Linked DNA regions of Homo sapiens: region 1 is linked to region 2. The links are chromatin loops, found by intact Hi-C in ENCODE. Cell type or tissue: Calu3. All regions are shown on one strand. Each heading gives the region's core, and the rest is flanking DNA. Links, peaks and the distances in the headings are about the cores only.

What was found. A loop is a pair of places that touch in the nucleus more often than their neighbours do. Peaks named below come from ENCODE experiments on the same cell type or tissue, not always from the same donor. Only the 100,000 strongest peaks of a DNase experiment are listed, where the experiment ranks them.
Region 1: it touches region 2 in a loop (4-fold over the local background); 3 of 110 quality-filtered maps call a loop at or near these places.

Annotation. Positions count from the first base shown.
Region 1 is chr1:98,050,933-98,058,673 of GRCh38, reverse strand. LOC124900404 (a long non-coding RNA gene) reads right to left here and starts at 4,295. Exons shown (of 2, transcript XR_007066241.1): 1 at 4,171-4,295. RefSeq lists a silencer at 4,194-4,453. In Calu3, for the core only: a CTCF peak has its summit at 4,350 (motif pointing right); DNase peaks (open chromatin) are centred at 4,353, 4,703, 5,003 and 5,553.
Region 2 is chr1:97,270,467-97,279,071 of GRCh38, reverse strand. All of the region lies in intron 18 of DPYD (dihydropyrimidine dehydrogenase), which reads left to right. The region is part of intron 2 of DPYD-AS1 (DPYD antisense RNA 1); the gene reads right to left. Among named protein-coding and RNA genes, the nearest start is that of DPYD-AS1, 180 kb to the right of the region's middle. In Calu3, for the core only: no CTCF peak of the experiment used is centred there; no DNase peak of the experiment used is centred there.

The sequences.
Region 1 (7,741 bases), core at 3,145-5,644, 780 kb before region 2:
CACATTATATTATAAACTATATCTGTTACATTAATATATCATCAGAACTCCAAAGAAAATAAAAATTAAACTGGCAGAAAACAGTACAAAAGAAACTTCAGTGGAGTAAATGCACTTTTCCCCCTTGTAATATCAGACAAAACCCTCCTCTCCCCTGTCCCAAATTAACAAAAGTTTCATTCTGTATATTTGCCGAGAGGGAGCTTCATTTCATTGCCAAGTCAAATACAGTAAAACACTAGGAAAAAAAAGTGCTCCTCTCAAGTGGCAAATATGGATATAAGACAATTGGCAATTGGTCCAAACCTTGATAGGCAAAAATTCTTGTGAGGAAAGTGGCAGTTTTAAGGAAGTTACTACATCCTATTCATTTGATAATTTTTCATTTCAATGCCCAGTGTATGTTCTCTTTGTAATAACCAGTTCTATTTTCTTAAAAAACACCGTTTTTAATGCATCTCACAATCACAAAACCCAAGATTTTACAGAATTGAATTATTTATACCTTTCCCTCACCAATTATTCCATTGATGAGGGAAGACTACCGTATATCATATTCTAAAAGGGAAAAGTTGAGTTAATCACAAAAACCAATTATAGTAAGCCTTGAAGCTTCTGCCTTAAACTCAAGATAGTGCTCTCTTGCTCTTTGGTTCATCTGCTAGGACAGTCTAATATACATTTGAAAATATGTCAAACATCTTGTTAAATAATTTCCTCTTCGATCTCTTTTTTATATCTTTATCCCAGCTCCTGTACAAGTCTATGTTTTCTCAAAGGCATTTAATCCCCAATTCACAGAAAGACCCTGTGAAGACTCTGGGAAACAGTCTTCCTTGGTCCATGGATGGATCATCTGAGAGGGCTCTACTTACCTGGTTAGGGTTTGCTATGACCATTTACTTCTAATTTCCAGTTGGTGATTTCATTATTTGGCGATTTCATTATTTAGTGATTCATTACTTGGTTTCATTATAAGTTCCTCAAATTTCTTTAACAGAAAAAGCAGAAGAATATCAGCATATTTTTGTCTGCTTTGAATTTTATAACCTATTAAAGGTAATTTTTAAGAAAAATGTCTTTATAAAATGTCTTTATAGCCACTGTTAAGACTGCCATTTGATTCTGTCCCACTCCACCACCAGAATATGTTTCAACAAATGAAGGCCTTTTTTCAGGATTGTTTTATTTTTCCCTCTGTTGAATTCCTAATGCCTAGAACAGTTGCCAAGTTCATGACAATAACTAGTTGTTGAATGAGTGACTGAATCTCTCACAATGAAAGAAGTAGGGACGTGATGCTGTGAGAATGCATGGGTCTTAGAGCTTGAATACAGAAAATCTGGGTTCCAGTTCCCATTCTTCCTCTTACTAGATGGGTGACCTTGAGAATTCTGTATTACCTCTCAGGACATCAACTTATTCATCAGTAAAATAACAGGGTTAGACTAGATCATTTCAAAAAGCCCTTCTTCGGGTCTAAAAATCTGTGAACGCATTTATGGTATAAATTCACACAGACAAGCAAGCTTCATTATATAACATAATAGTTCAAAACTGATATTGATACTAAGGGTTTTAATGAGAGGTGAGAAGAAAAAAAAATCCCAACTTGACAATAACAATCATATTTAAGTAAATTAAACCTTTGGAAAAATCGCAGATCCCCAGCATGACAGGAGGCCATGTGGCCAAATAATTTGCACACAAATGACCCAGAAAGCTAAGACATGGGCTGCAGCCCAATCAGTGACTTAAGGCAGTTCATCTGGTTTTCTCTGATACTTTGAGCCTTACTGAAAATGGAGGAACCCTAAAATCGTTTTTTGAAACATATTCTGGACCTGAACTACCTTTAACATAAAGGGTAAATCAATTTCCACAATTTACTTCAGTACATCATAAGTGTGTCTTAAAATGTGAATGCCAGTCAAAAATCTTTGGTCAATTAATATTGTATATATTTTTTTCTGTTAAAGTGTTCATTCCAGAGGTTTGTTTTGACATTTTTACTGTAACCATTCACCGTTGCAAAGAAGAAATATATGAATGGAGATGAAAAGCACCAAAATCTTGTTAGTGTTAAACTCCTTTGTGAACAAAAGCTAGCAGAAATAAATGTAATGTGGAATGGCTTTCCTGGAGTAGGGTAGGATGGGTCTTGGGGGGTGGAGAAGACTAAATTGGTACTGAGACGAGCCTTTCAGATATCTTTTTAACTGCTTTAACTGCTTTTCAAGCAAAGCTGATGTAGTTATTTTAGTCTTTTGCCATTTTTGTCATTTAATTCACCACTGAGAATAGCCCTATTTCCACATTTGCATCCTTTCAGTATAAAAAGGTATTCACAATTAAGGTGAAAGAAAGCTTCCTCACTGAGAAATATGGGATTCGGGCTGTTAATGATCTACTGCTTAGCATTTTCAGAAAAACCAAGGATCTTTTTGTGTTTCAGCAGTATGGTTAACTGGAATGGATATAGAACCTGGATCTGCAACTCTGGTTTTAAGGCCTGGCTATGCACTTTGCTATGGTAGCTAAATGGATTCATTCTCTCAGTTTTCTCATCTGCGAAATGGGGGTAGGGAGTTCATAACAAACATTTTAAAAAGCAAATATCTCCCTTTGATCAAATGCTTTCATTTCAGGAAAAGAAAATATTTTCTTCTTTTCTTTATGAAAAACAAGACTGAGACCTGAAATATTAGCTTAGTTACTACCAGTCTGAATCCAATACAATAAACCTGAGTTCTCAAGATATCTCTTTTACTGCCTGCTTTCAGATCCTTGCTCTTCTGCTTACCAACTGTTATAACCTTGGTCAAGTAAATAAATCTTCCCAATCCTTACTTTCCTTCTCTGTAAAATGAGAAACTATCGTAGTACCTAATCCACAGGATTGCAGTGGAAATTAAATGAGAAAATGACGATAAAGGTTGCAACACAGCACCTGGCAACGAATAAGCACTCAACACATGTTAGTTTTTATTGTTATAATTGCGATTTTATCCTCAGGAGGAGCTGCAACTCTTTACGACCTGTTCAGATCTCCTGGATTGATGAACACAGAGGAAAGATACCAGATCCCTCTTCATTTCAGCCCCATCCCCTTACTTATTAGCAGTTCAAAGATTCTGCCATCCACCTGAAAATACCAAATAAGAAAACAGACGCCATTTTAAAAGATTGTCTCGTGGATCCTGCCTAGATAGAACAAACTAATTCCGGGGACAGTAAAAAAAAAGTCCTTTGGCTTCTTTCCCCAGAAGAGTGTGTGAAGAAAGTAGAAGCAAATATTAATAGTACTGATCACTTACTAGACCTATCTATACTTATTTTTTGCCTAAGCTTTTGAATTTTTTTCTTAAAAAACTATCATTCTCCAAAGACAGTAAACATCCAGAGGCAACAGACTTTACTAAAAGTCACAATAATCATAGCATACTATGCCCATCTCTAACTCAAGGCTGCCTGAATAGAAAGAAACATTGTGATTTCTAACAACCTTTTCCTGAGAACAGAGAAGCACACAGCCTATTTCACTGTACCACTCAAAGCATATAGCCTATTTCAAGGTTAAACTAGTTTCAAAACGCCATACAAAACTAAGTCATGAATTGTCTAGATAAACAAAACAATCACTTCCCCAGTTCCATAGTGAGGGGTGGGAACACAGGAAACCTCGCAGAAATGGATAACTCTCTCTCTCTCCTCCTCAGTATAAGAATGAAAACTTTTCGGCCCATGCTAGGACTTGGGACTGAAAGTAGGATTCACACTCAGATACGGGAGGAAGGGTTAAATTAAGAGGAATCTGTCTTCCTTTACCCTCCCTCTCCCCAATTCACAGAATAATTATTGGTGTCTACAACCTGAAATATTAGTAAACATTTCCTCCAATAGCTAAGGAAATGCTTCCAGAAACATGCACATCGGTAGTGCTCTTCCAGACTGGCAAGTGTGGGTTTGAAGTGTGTGCGTGTGTGTGTGTATATATATGTGTGTGTGTGAGAGAGAGAGAGAGAGAGATTTTGATGCTTGGAAAACATATTCTAAAAAGCGGCCATAATTTCTTTTTCAGGGGGGCCCCTTTTGGCTCCTTCAGACCTCAGCCCAGAGAACCAGAGAAGGGTCAGAGACGCACGAGGGAGAGGCTGAACTCACACTTACCTTTGACCAGTAGAAGAGGTGAGAGTGGGGTTTGGCGCTTTGTTTGTTTTTGTTTTGTTTTCTGTTGCTTTTAGCACGCCCCCAGCGCCAGGGCACTGGAGGGTGGAGGCGGGTCCGGGCTGGGCAGAGCCCGCGGGGCGGAGGGGACCGAGCGGGCCGCCGCGCCTGCCGCGTCCGGCCAGCAGGGGGCTCCGGCGCTCTTCTCCGGGCGTATTGGGCTCAGCCCGCGCGGCCCGGACCTCGGGCAGGGCAGGGGATCTGGAGAAGGGAGGACCAGGGGAGGAGGGCGAGAGCTTGAGAGAGACAAACGGGGGTGAGCCGCACAGCGGGGTTCCCCAAGAGCCAGCGGAGCCTTCTCGGAGCTGCTTAAGACCTGACAAATCCTGGAGGAGCCAGGCGTTTTCGTGAACGGGGTCTGAGCCTCCGCCTTACCAAGGCTCCCGAGTCCCGCGGGGCCGTCTTGCTCCGGCCTCCAGCCCGGGGCGCCCTTGGCCCGACGGGCAGCCGTCCTTGCGAGGGCGTTAGGGAGTGAGCCGTGGTCTCTGGCCCAAACTCGGGAGGACAGCAGAGAGCTCGGCCAGGGCTGCGGGGAGAGCGATGACTCCCACGCCCCCGCGTCCGCACCAACCGCGCCTCGCGCTTCTGGAGCCGCAAAGCTCAGGCCCACTTAGAGAGGCAACGATTTGTCTATGGATGTCCTGTGTAACCACACCTTTGCTTTGGCTTCCTTTCCTCGATCTGAAATCCAAGGTGGTGGTTGATTTTTTCGCTCTCCTACTCTCCCAGAGGAGGCCCCGGTCCGAGCCAGCGCTGGCGGGCTGCGGCTGCTGAAACTAGAGTTCCTGTGGCCAGAATGGTGCCCCTTGCCCGCTCCAGGGCTTCAGAGAAGAGCGAGCCCGGCCCGGGGCTAGGGTGTCCGGCCTGCCCCGCGAAGGCGCGCTGGGCCTGGAGACTTTGCGCTCTTCACTTCGCCAGACGAGAGTTTAGCCCGGGGCCCGTCCGCGACACCTGGCCTCCGGCGGTTTTCGGGACCCTCTCTCAAAACTGCGCGAGCGCCGAGATCACTCTGGTATTAGCTCCCTTTAGATGAGGAAGGCATTGTATCTTTCTAAGGGGGTCTCTCAGACCTAAGTTATTTTGGTCTGCAGTGGTAGTAATGGCCTTGAATTTGTTTAAACTTACTGCCCACGACACCCTCTCCCCAAATCCCCCTACACCCACACAGTACGCTCCATCACGGCCACCACCACTCCCACTCCATTTGCATTTGAAAACCTCTGGAAACATAAGCGCTTTCAGGATGAACTCTCTCTCTCTCTCTCACTCTCTCTCTCTCTCACTGTCTCTCTCTCTCTCTCTCTCTCTCACACACACACACACACACACACACACACACACACAGCCCGCCAAGTGGAAACTGAGTTGAGTCATAGGATGCATATGAATAGGATTGGATGGTCCTTTGCTTCTGCGGATAAGAATGTTTAATAACCCAGGATTCCGGGCAATAACAGCATTACAGGGTTTCTAGAACTCTGTTCTGATCCTTTAGAAATTGTTAGAACAATAGTAATGATAGTAGGAGGAGAAGTAGGACTATGTTTTTCAAGGCACTTGCAAGCAATCTGCTACATCGTTTATGGGAGAACTTAAAAATATTCCCCTTGATTAAGACTCACAGGTCAAATATCATCTCTCTTTTCTGCATGCTAATTAAAAGCAACTCTGTTCTTAGGTATTTGACAGTCATTTGAATCAAGATACTTGAAAATTTCTGACTCAATAGCAATGTGCTTCAGTACACACAATCAAGTATAATCATATATATGTGAGATATGACTTTGAAGAGGAGATGACTTTTTTAAAAAAAAGACGCATACTCAAAGACAACTAGAAATGGCTGCTGCAGGCAACCAGTCACTGCTCTGACTACAACATATTTGTGCAATTAATAGTCTCACAACCTAGTCCAAATCCCCTCTTTACTTGGAGCAGGAGTGTTAATGAACTGTAGATGCAAAGCTCTTAATGTATAGATGTAGTGTCCTCTTGAAATTTAACAAGCTTTGAAAATGTAATAAAACAGAGATAAGTATTCAGGTTATTTTTAGTTTGTGTTGGCTTGTTGTGTTTTTAATATTGTTTAAAATATGACACAGTTATCCTCAGTTCCTATCCCATATGTCCATTCTGGAGGATCCAGAAAACATATCAGTAGTTAGGGTAACAAAAAATCCTCCAAAAAAGACCCAAGTTTTGCCAGTAAACTTTAAGTCTTTATTGAGCATTTCATAATAGCTTTAAAAAAACAAAGTGCGGTTCATGTTTCTAGCTACTTTCATACAATGTTGAAATAATACTATAATTTGACTAGGTAAGATTCTTATTGATTGCTAATTTGGTGTTAGAATTGATTATATTTCACATAATGATATCCCACTGCTCAATGAGATGAATATTTATGTAATAGGGAAATACCATTGCTGGTTTCTTTACAACTCAGTGTGAATAGCCACATCGTTGACTTCCAAAGAATAAAAGAATCTTTCCATAAACCTTCTGAAGTCGTTTCTATAAACTTGCTCCACTTTCTAATATTGTGAAAGAGTTGATGTAATTTAATTTCTATTCTGTCAATTATAAATTTATTTCATCTTGGCAAGGTGCCCTATTTGGAAAAGTTGATTGTGGGAAAGGATGATAGTATAGCAGGAATATGGAGGTTGAAATAATGTTTAATTTTATAATCAAGATAAATGGTGTAATTGACCTCATCATATCAGGAGCAGGGAGAATCTGAAATGGTTTGATTTGCACACACTTCATTGAGTCTACCAAAAGCATACTGATATCAAATTGCCCAGGGCTATATATTTATTATGAGAATTCATAATTCCAATCCTGTTACATATGTTTTTTTTTTAATTTTGCTGGATCTTATGGAATAAGGATAAGGGAAGATGAAGAAAACTATACTAAATGTGTCAAAATGCTCCTTGTATCACAACAAAGTGGATGGTTTACTCAATGCAGCTAAATTCTCAGAAGAAAAACTGAAGTCACATCTTTAAAGAGCATTTTTCTTAATGTACTACCTATCTGTAAATAAATAGTTTAAACCATAATGAAAGCAAACTTAAAAAGTTGACTCTAGTTAAATATTGGGAGAGACTGAGTAACTTGTGTACCATCAATTTCCTGAGGACTTGGCCAAATTCTGCCTGCACTTTCAGCCTAACCTGCAGGGGGCAATAGCTTGACACGAATGACAACAAAGGCTGCTGAACTATTAGACTTGAATATCTGACTATGACCCTGGAATGTTGTGTAGGTTGGAAAGAGTGCTTAATTAATGTATATTGAAACAAAAGATCAGGTAAATTGTTTGATTTGTCTTCAAGCTATATTTTTAGACTAATTTAATTCATAACTGTTAGGTTTTTTTTTCCTTAAAGAGATTATCAAAGTTTTAGGAGACACATTCATCTTTAGAATTTTCCTGAACACTAATTGTTTACTACAGAATTTATGTAATGTATGTTACCAAAGAAAAGACAGCAGAATCAAAGTG
Region 2 (8,605 bases), core at 2,627-5,126:
CAATATACTCATGGAACAAATCTGCATGTCCGTCACCTGAATCTAGAATCAAAGTTGAATTTTTTTAAGAAGTCATATATTTTAAAAGTCAATTTCTGCCATTCAGAAGCTCAAGTTTAGTGTCTGCAAAGAGCTGTGGGAAAAAAAAAATTTTTACGAAATACCATTGTCTTAGTAAGAGTGTAATATATATTTATGTATATATGTGTTAGAGTGTGCATATATATCTACACACAGTTAAAATTCATACACTGATAGTAAATTTCATTGTGCAAGAAAAACAGATTATTATCTGCACTGTCAGAATTCAGGGTTATAGATTTCTCTAGCCCTTTGCATCATTACTACATAACAGAAAACTTTGTTTCTTCCTAAATGATGCTTTATTTTCAACTGTACACATCAGATTATCCTCATTTGGCTGTCCTCATTTTTCTCTGCATATTTTGAAACTTTTAGAGGGGAGCAACAACAGGAAATCTGTTTGGGGGTTTAATAAAACCACCAGGTATTTGGCATAATTGCAGCTCTGATCTGTGACTTTTTAAATCTAGGCATTGAGTTAAGAACATTAAGAAACATTGAACTATCACAGCTTAGTCATGTGCCGGCACATTATCAACAACAATGGCACATCTCTTTCCCTGTCCATTTACTTTCTGTAGTTTCTGGTTGTTCTGCCCTGAACTGTAATGTGATAAGGGGCAGTCAGAAAGTAAATGTAACTTTTAAAAATTAGATTATCAAAAACACAGATTTGTTATAGACTGGCGCATTACTTTTGGCTTTTCTGGTACTTTCTTATGAGATGAAGCCCCTGAGTAGGCAAACTTTCACTAACATTTCTGGTAGTTACTAGTAGTTAGGTATTGCTCAAGACAGAAAGAAACATTTTAGAATAAGGAAAATATTAAGCTGCAATCAAGAGAAATTCTTTTTAATCTTTGCATTTCCTGGAACAGACTGAGTCATGAGATGAATTGACAGTAAACACTTAACACTGGCACATTAGTCAGAGTTAGTCACATAAGGTGAACTAGGCAATCACAAACTAAATAAATAGATCAGAAATCCCAAAGACAAAGGGCTAAATATAGTAGAATGCTCAGAAACAGCAATAAGGATGCATGGTGTGAAGTAAGTTGAATAGGAGAGTGAATAGTTGACAATGAGATTGGAGGACTAACCAGAGATCATGTAGGCCCTGCATGGATTTTGGGATTTATTCTAATTGTTAAGGTAGTTATATGATCTAATTTCAATTTCTAAATAAATGGGCACCATGGCTGTTGTGTAGCAGACAGACTATACAGCATAAGAATGGGGACAGGGCAATTATTTTTAAAGCTAATTCAGGAATCTAAGCAAGAGACAGTTGTGGTTTAGACCAGTGTAGTAGCAATGGAGGAATTGGAGGAGGGAGAATGTTGTGTTCAGAATATGTTTTAGAGAAGGTCAATGGGATTAACTGATGGGTTGAATGTGTGATACAAGAGGAAAGGGAATTATAAATAACTTCAAATAGTTTGGGCTGAGCATGTGAACAAACAGTAGTGCCATTTTAAGTAAACTCTGGAGAACAGCTTTATGGCAAAAGAGTAAGGGAGGAGGATCAATAGTTCATTTCTGATTTGAGGGGCATTTTGTTTGTTTGTTTATTTGTTTGTTTTGTGTTTTTTGTGTTCTCTTTTTTTTTTTAATTTCAACTCTCATTTTAGATTCAAGGGTACACGTGCAGGTCTGTTACATGGGTAATTTGTGTGATGCTGGGGTTTGGGATATGAATGATCCTGTCACCCAGGTAGTGAGCTTAGTACCCAGTGAGTTGTTTTTCAACCCTTACCTCCTTTCCTTCCTCCCTTTCTCTGGTAGTCCCAAGTGTCTGTTGTTCCCATCTATATGTCCATGTATACCCAGTGTTTAGCTCCCACTTATAAACGAGAATATACAGTATTTGGTTTTCTGTTCCTGCGTTAATTCACTTAGGATAATGGCCTCCAGATGCATCCAGGTTGCTTCAAAAGACATGATCTTATTCTTTTTTATGGCTGCATAGTATTCCATGGTGTGTATGTACCAGATTTTCTTTATTCAGTTCACCATTGATGGGCACCTGGGTTGTTTCCGTGTCTTTGCTATGGTGAATAGTGCTGTGATGAACATACAAGCACATGTGTCTTTTTGGTAGAACAATTTATTTCCCTTTGGATATATACCCAGTAATGAGATTGCTGCATTAAATGCTGGTTCTGTTTTAAGTTCTTTGAGAAATCTCCAAACTGCTTTCCACAGTGGCTGAACTAATTTACATTCTCACCAACAGTGTATAAGCATTCCCTTTTCTCCACAACCTCACCAGTATCTGTTGTTTGTTGACTTTTTTTTTTTTTTTTTTGAGACAGAGTCTTGCTGTGTCACATTTGTTGACTTCTTAATAGCCATTCTGACTGGTGTGAGATGGTAACCCTTTGTGGTTTTGATTTTCATTTCTCTGGTGATTAATGATGTTGAACATTTTTTCATTTTTTCATTGTTGCCCACTTGTATGTCTTCTTTTGAGAAGTGCCTGTTCATGTCTTTTGCCAGCTTTTTAATGGAGTTATTTATGTTTTGCTGGTTGACTTGTTTAAGTTTCTTATAGATTCTGGATATTAGACTTTTGTTGGACGCATAGTTTGCAAATATTTCCTCCCATTCTGTAGGCTCTCTGTTTAAGCTGTTGGTAATTTCTTTTGCTGTGCTGAAGCTATTTAGTTTACTTAGGTCACACTTGTCAATTTTTGTTGTTGTTGCAATTGCTTTTGAGAACTTAGTCATAAGATTTAAATATAAGACCATTAAGAGTCCTAGAAGAAAACCTAGGAAACACCATTCTGGACATCAGCCTTGGGAAAGAATAGTTCTTTTTGGATATGTTGAACTTAAGACATCTTATCAGACATCCAAATGAAGATATAGATTAACTAGTTAGATATTTGACCCTGAAGTTCAAGGAGAAGAAAGAACTGAATACATAAATTGAACCTTCATGCCATAAACATGTTATAAAAAGTTGTGGAACCTGTTGAGATAAACTAAGAAATGCATACAGATAAAGAAAAAAAAGAGGTCCAATGGCTATTTTAGCATTTTATGAACAGGAAGAGTAAGAAGATCCAGCAAAAGAAGCTGAGAGGAAGAAGATCAGGAGAAGGCATGATAAGCCATGTGCAGTGAGATAGCTATGCACATGTCTATGCCTCAAGGAGAGAGGAAGCTAACAGGAAGCTGACTTATCATGGAAAAGAACTGAAGGAAGATTTCCTGGAAAGAGGAAGGATTGAGATAAATTAATCTTCAAGGTTTTAGGCTTATAAATAATTGGCAAACTATTATCCACCTCTTCTAGAATCTAAATCTTGCTCCCTTTAAGGTGTGTGCATTCTTATAGGAAATAGATGACATATATTCAAACACCTCAATTTTTAGAAATTTCAAAATTTCTAAAGCCACTTTCACATACTCATAATAACCCTGAATGACAAATGTTTGTAACTACTATTACGCAGAGTTTACAGGTAAAGGAAAATAAGGTGAACAGATCTGCCCAAAGGCAAATAGACCACTGCAAAGTGACAAAATTGGGAGTAGAACCTCTTGCCCTCTGAATCCTAGATTCTTATACTTTTCACTCCATTACCTATTGCAGTAGAAAATTTGGTACCTGTCAAAGGAGCAATTCAAACAAAGATCTGTAGGAGCTCCATGGGGGAGTGATCACTTCTTACTGGAAGGATCAGGGAAGACTTTGTGGGAGAGATAACATTTTAACTAAAACTTGAAGAAAGAATATGATTCCAGGATAAAAGTTACCTAGTCATGGTATTCCATGCTCTGGATGATTTTGTCCCAGCTTACATCTCCAGCCTTTTCTGTTGCCATCCCCTGCCACTGCCCCAGGCCATAATCAACCATACTGAGCTACTCACACTTTTACCTAATGCCAAGGTTGCTCTTGCTTCTATACCTATGGTACCTACAAGCATACTGCTACCTTAGACACAGAGGCATTTCTACCCTTAGAACCAGCTTCTCAGTCCAATATTTTCCTTACACTCCCCAAACTACTTTAGAAGCCCTTACCCCTGATTCCATGCATCTTATGCATCCTGTGCATCTCTCTCGTGTTTATATCATATTCTACATATAATTTCTTATCTGTGAACTTCAGGGGATCAGAGACTTGCCTGGCATATAACTGATCCCTAGACCCACACACTAGGATACAATGGTTACCAACCAGCACTGATCACTTTTTGACAACCTGGAGCAACTTCCTGTGTAATAGAACATATTATGTTGGTGCAAAAGTAATTGCGCGTTTTGCCATTGAAAGTAATGGCAGAAACTGCAGTTACATTTGCACCAACCTAATAGTAAATGCTGGTTTCTGCTTTATCATCATGAATGAGTATTTGTACTTTGGTTCATATTATTTTGTATTAGTCCATTTCGCCTTGCTATAAAGGAATACCCAAGGCTGGGTAATTTATAAAGAAAAGAGGTTTAATTGTTTCCAGGTTCTGCAGACTCTACAAGAAGCATAGTGCTGGCATCTGCTTCTAGTGAGGACCTCAGGAAGCTTCTGATCATCGGGGAAAACAAAGGGAGAGCAGATCAGATGTGTCACATGGCAAGAGAGGGCACAAGAGAGATGCCAGGCTCTTTTAAACAAGCGGCTCAGGTGTGAAATAATAGATTGCTAGAACTCATGCATTACCACAGGGATGGTACCACACCCTTCATGAGAGATCTGCCCCCATGGCCCAAATATAACCCACTGGGCCCCACCTCTGACAGCGGGGATTACATTTCAACCTGAGATTTGGAGGGGACAAATATACAAACCATATCATGTTCTAGGTTCCTTGAATTTAGATGTATATATCCAAATTCATATTTATTTTCTCGTTTTTATTCTTTAAAATGTAAGCTGCTAAAGTAAATATTGCCTTAACTTTATGTTGTATAAAATCTCCTATTTAGCACAATAGGCATCAAAGAATAATTCACAGGCTGTGATGATAATAATTTAGAGTTTTGTTCTTTCTTCAAAAGTAAATGTTTCCTTCAACTTTACCCTGAAAATTCAAGAGGAAAATTGAAATGATGGCTTGTGAACTTTTTGTTGCATATACATTTCATTATTGCCTTATCCCTGGAATATTATTACTAAATAATTTTGTTTCAGAATTGTACAGATATCAAGAAATATTGGGGCTTCAGGGTTTCAAATAATGCAAAAGACATATCAGACAAGCAAGACACTTGCATTTTAATATGTGTGAACTCATGCAAGAAAGAGAACAGGATTGAGAGAGCTGGATAAATGTCTTACAAAAAAGCAATAAACATACAAATCCTCCAGGAAAACTGGTGCAGTAATTCAATCACATATTGACAATGTCTATATTCCTAGATAAATGCAAAAAGACTTTCCAATTTATAAATAGCTTACCACCTTCCTTAGTCCTCTCTCCACACTGTTTAAAGTCCATGACAGGTAAACACACAAAAGCAAAGATTTACACTTTAAAGGTTTAACTGCCATTTTGCAGTCAGTATGGAGGTAATTGTACTATATTAAAAAGTGGTATCTTGTGAGAGGGAGTAGTTTAGTTGGAGTATAGATGAAGAGCTAGTCTGTGCCTCAAACATATTTTATATAATTCTGCATTGATTTTCTGCATTCCTTTTTTGCAAAGATTTTAGGATCAGAAAATATTGCGTTTCACCCTTGGCCTTGTTGGGCCCATGGCAAACTATATTTTGAAAGGCCTGAACAGTTAGAGAATTATGTTTCTAAAATTTATCTTTTTGCTGGATACTATTAGCAAATTTGACTTAAAACACATTTAATTTTGAAAATTGTATGTCATAACATTAAAATACAGTCATCTACAAGTTGTTTGAAATAACTATTTGGCATTTAATGAAAGGAAACATCCCACATTTCTGTCTCCTCTTTAATTTTATAGTAACACCCGTAAAATGCCCTTATTTCTGATTCCCTTAGGCAACTTTAGGGTTGAAAGTTTTGTACATTGACTTCAGCTTAAATGTGATTTAACATTTAATATCCACTCTCCTCTGAAACTGACGGGAGAAAACACACTTGTTTCATTTTAGCACAACTGAAAATAAAGACCAGTGATAGGCCACATCCTACTTATCTGATCTCAGAGACACCTTATAATAGAAAGTTCAGGGTTCTGATTGTTCAATATTCTAAAGCAGTCATTCATGTAAGTTCCATCAGAAAGATATGAAATAGCTTGTAGTAACGTATCTTTTCCTCAGTCAAAAAGAAAAAAAGCTTGAACTGAGTGAAGATCACTATGTCATTAATCTACTTAAAGATTAACCTTTTTAAACAGCCAAGATGTGTAACGTACTTGTTCTTATTCAAAGTTCAATTGTGTTCAGCACCATGGAAAGTTTTATGATTGAATATATGTAATTATAGTATATAGAGATTAAAAATAACTCAAGGGATTGAACAAAGTTTTCCAGTAGTTAATCATTAATGAAGATCTTAAATCTGTACTTTAAATACAGACAAAACTAGTTATAATGATCTCATTAGTGCCTTATTAAGGTTATCTATTTTAGTATTTGTCAGGACAATTCAGACGGAAATGAACTTCTTAACATGTTTAGGAGAGGTTGATGATCGTTTACTCAGTTAAAAGACATACCATAGCTGATTAATTGCTGTGCAAATAAAGAGTCAGACTAGAAGCAACAGAATAGCTAAATGTAGCCCATTCTGAAATTTAACTTTCATGCTTGTGCTCTCTGCCACATTTTTGTTTGTTTTTATTCATGAGGCCAGAAAATATGTTTTAAAATATAGAGGAAGTTGGAGAAAAAGTAGAGAAAAAGTAAACAAGACTGTGAGTTTTATTTTCCTAGGACTTGGCTGAGTGTCAAATTGAATGGAGACCTTTCACAGGCGTTCAAAACTTGTGTTTTTAAAAGAGAAAAATGTGCTGGTTTGCCTTTGACAAAGTCTGTTGCTCTAAGTTCAAATTGCAGAAAGAATAAAATTTTTCAGAAAGAGGCTAGCAATTACTTACGGTATCAGTTTGCTCTTAAAAAGGAACACTGTGATATAAGGGCAACTGAAGCTGCAGTTATTGATATAAATATACTTCAGGGAGAAGAACAGAGTGAATGTCAAATCATCAGGGAACATGCTTGAGATCAATTATTCAAAGTGTGGAAGTCCTTCCATTTGGATATTGTGATTCAATAGTTCACCAAGTGGGAGAAAGGAGAATGCAGCTATTTGAGGATGTGGTAAGGTACAAAACAGTAGTGAGTAGGGACTAAATTGAAAATGATCTATATATTTATGCCCTAGTAATTTCTTTTAATCTGCATTAGCAAAACATGCTTTTATGGGGTTTTCAAAATATAATATCGGCAGAATGTGGAGAATATGCAGATTTCTTGAAAAAGGTTGAATTTAAAATAGCAATCTCTCTTTGATCTTTATTACAATTTTTCCTCCAGTACACATTACCTCTTCTAAGAGGACAGGTGAGGCTTTGATAAGTATTGCCATATCTGATTGATCTCTAAAGCCCAAAGAACCTACTTGCTTAAAGTTTTTCTGAGCTGGTCCTTTTTGTCTAATTCCACAAGATTATCTCTGGGAATACTGCAATTAACTTCTTCCTGATTTTATTTTATTTCTCTCCCTTCTGTCCATTCTCTACACTACATTTAATTTTCTTTTATTTTCAAAATCCTTGTTAATGATGTCCACAAGCTCATTCCTAAGAACGTTTCTATCCTTAGCTTTCCCTGCCTGCCCCCAGGCTCAGCTGTGCTCCAGTCAGAGGGAACTGTTCTACTCTCTAATGCACCATGCTCCCCACACTCCGTGCCTTATCTCTTGTCTGGGGAAATCCCAGCTTCCTTCAATGTGCCAACAAACCTTCTCTATGAATTCTTTAGCTGAATTTGATGCTTCCTTTGATGGGAAACATACTTTCAGTGTGTTTCTGTCAAAGGACTTATCATTTTGTGTGGTTACTGCATTTCTCTTTTAGCAGTTTGCAAGTTCTTTCAGCACAGAAATGTCCTCTTGGTCATTTTTTAAATCTTGCATTAGCAAAGTACCTGGTATGTAGTAGTAGGCACTCAATAAACACTTGGGGAAAGAATAAAAGAGGCAGGTATTAAGAGCAGAAATCTTCCTGAATAAATTTGCTCGAAATATGTAAGAGTTTGTGAGAGAACTTACATAACTAACTTCTCCTTAAACTGTTTAAATAGGCAAGGATGGCTCTTGAAGAACATAACCAGACAAAGTTTATCTTTGTCCCTCTCACTTTTACTTCCTCTTTTAGCAGACAAATTCCCAGTGTTCACAGCACCTTTCTTCATTTGAGACAAACATTTTTCTCCCAAACTCTACCTTATGTAGCAATTGTTTATATATGAAATATTTTCTGGCCCCACACTTGCAGCAGAGCTTACCAGCCCCATGTTTTACCCTCTCACAGCCTTTAGAGCACAGGTCCATATGAATGGGGAATGGTGTAAATGTTGTAGT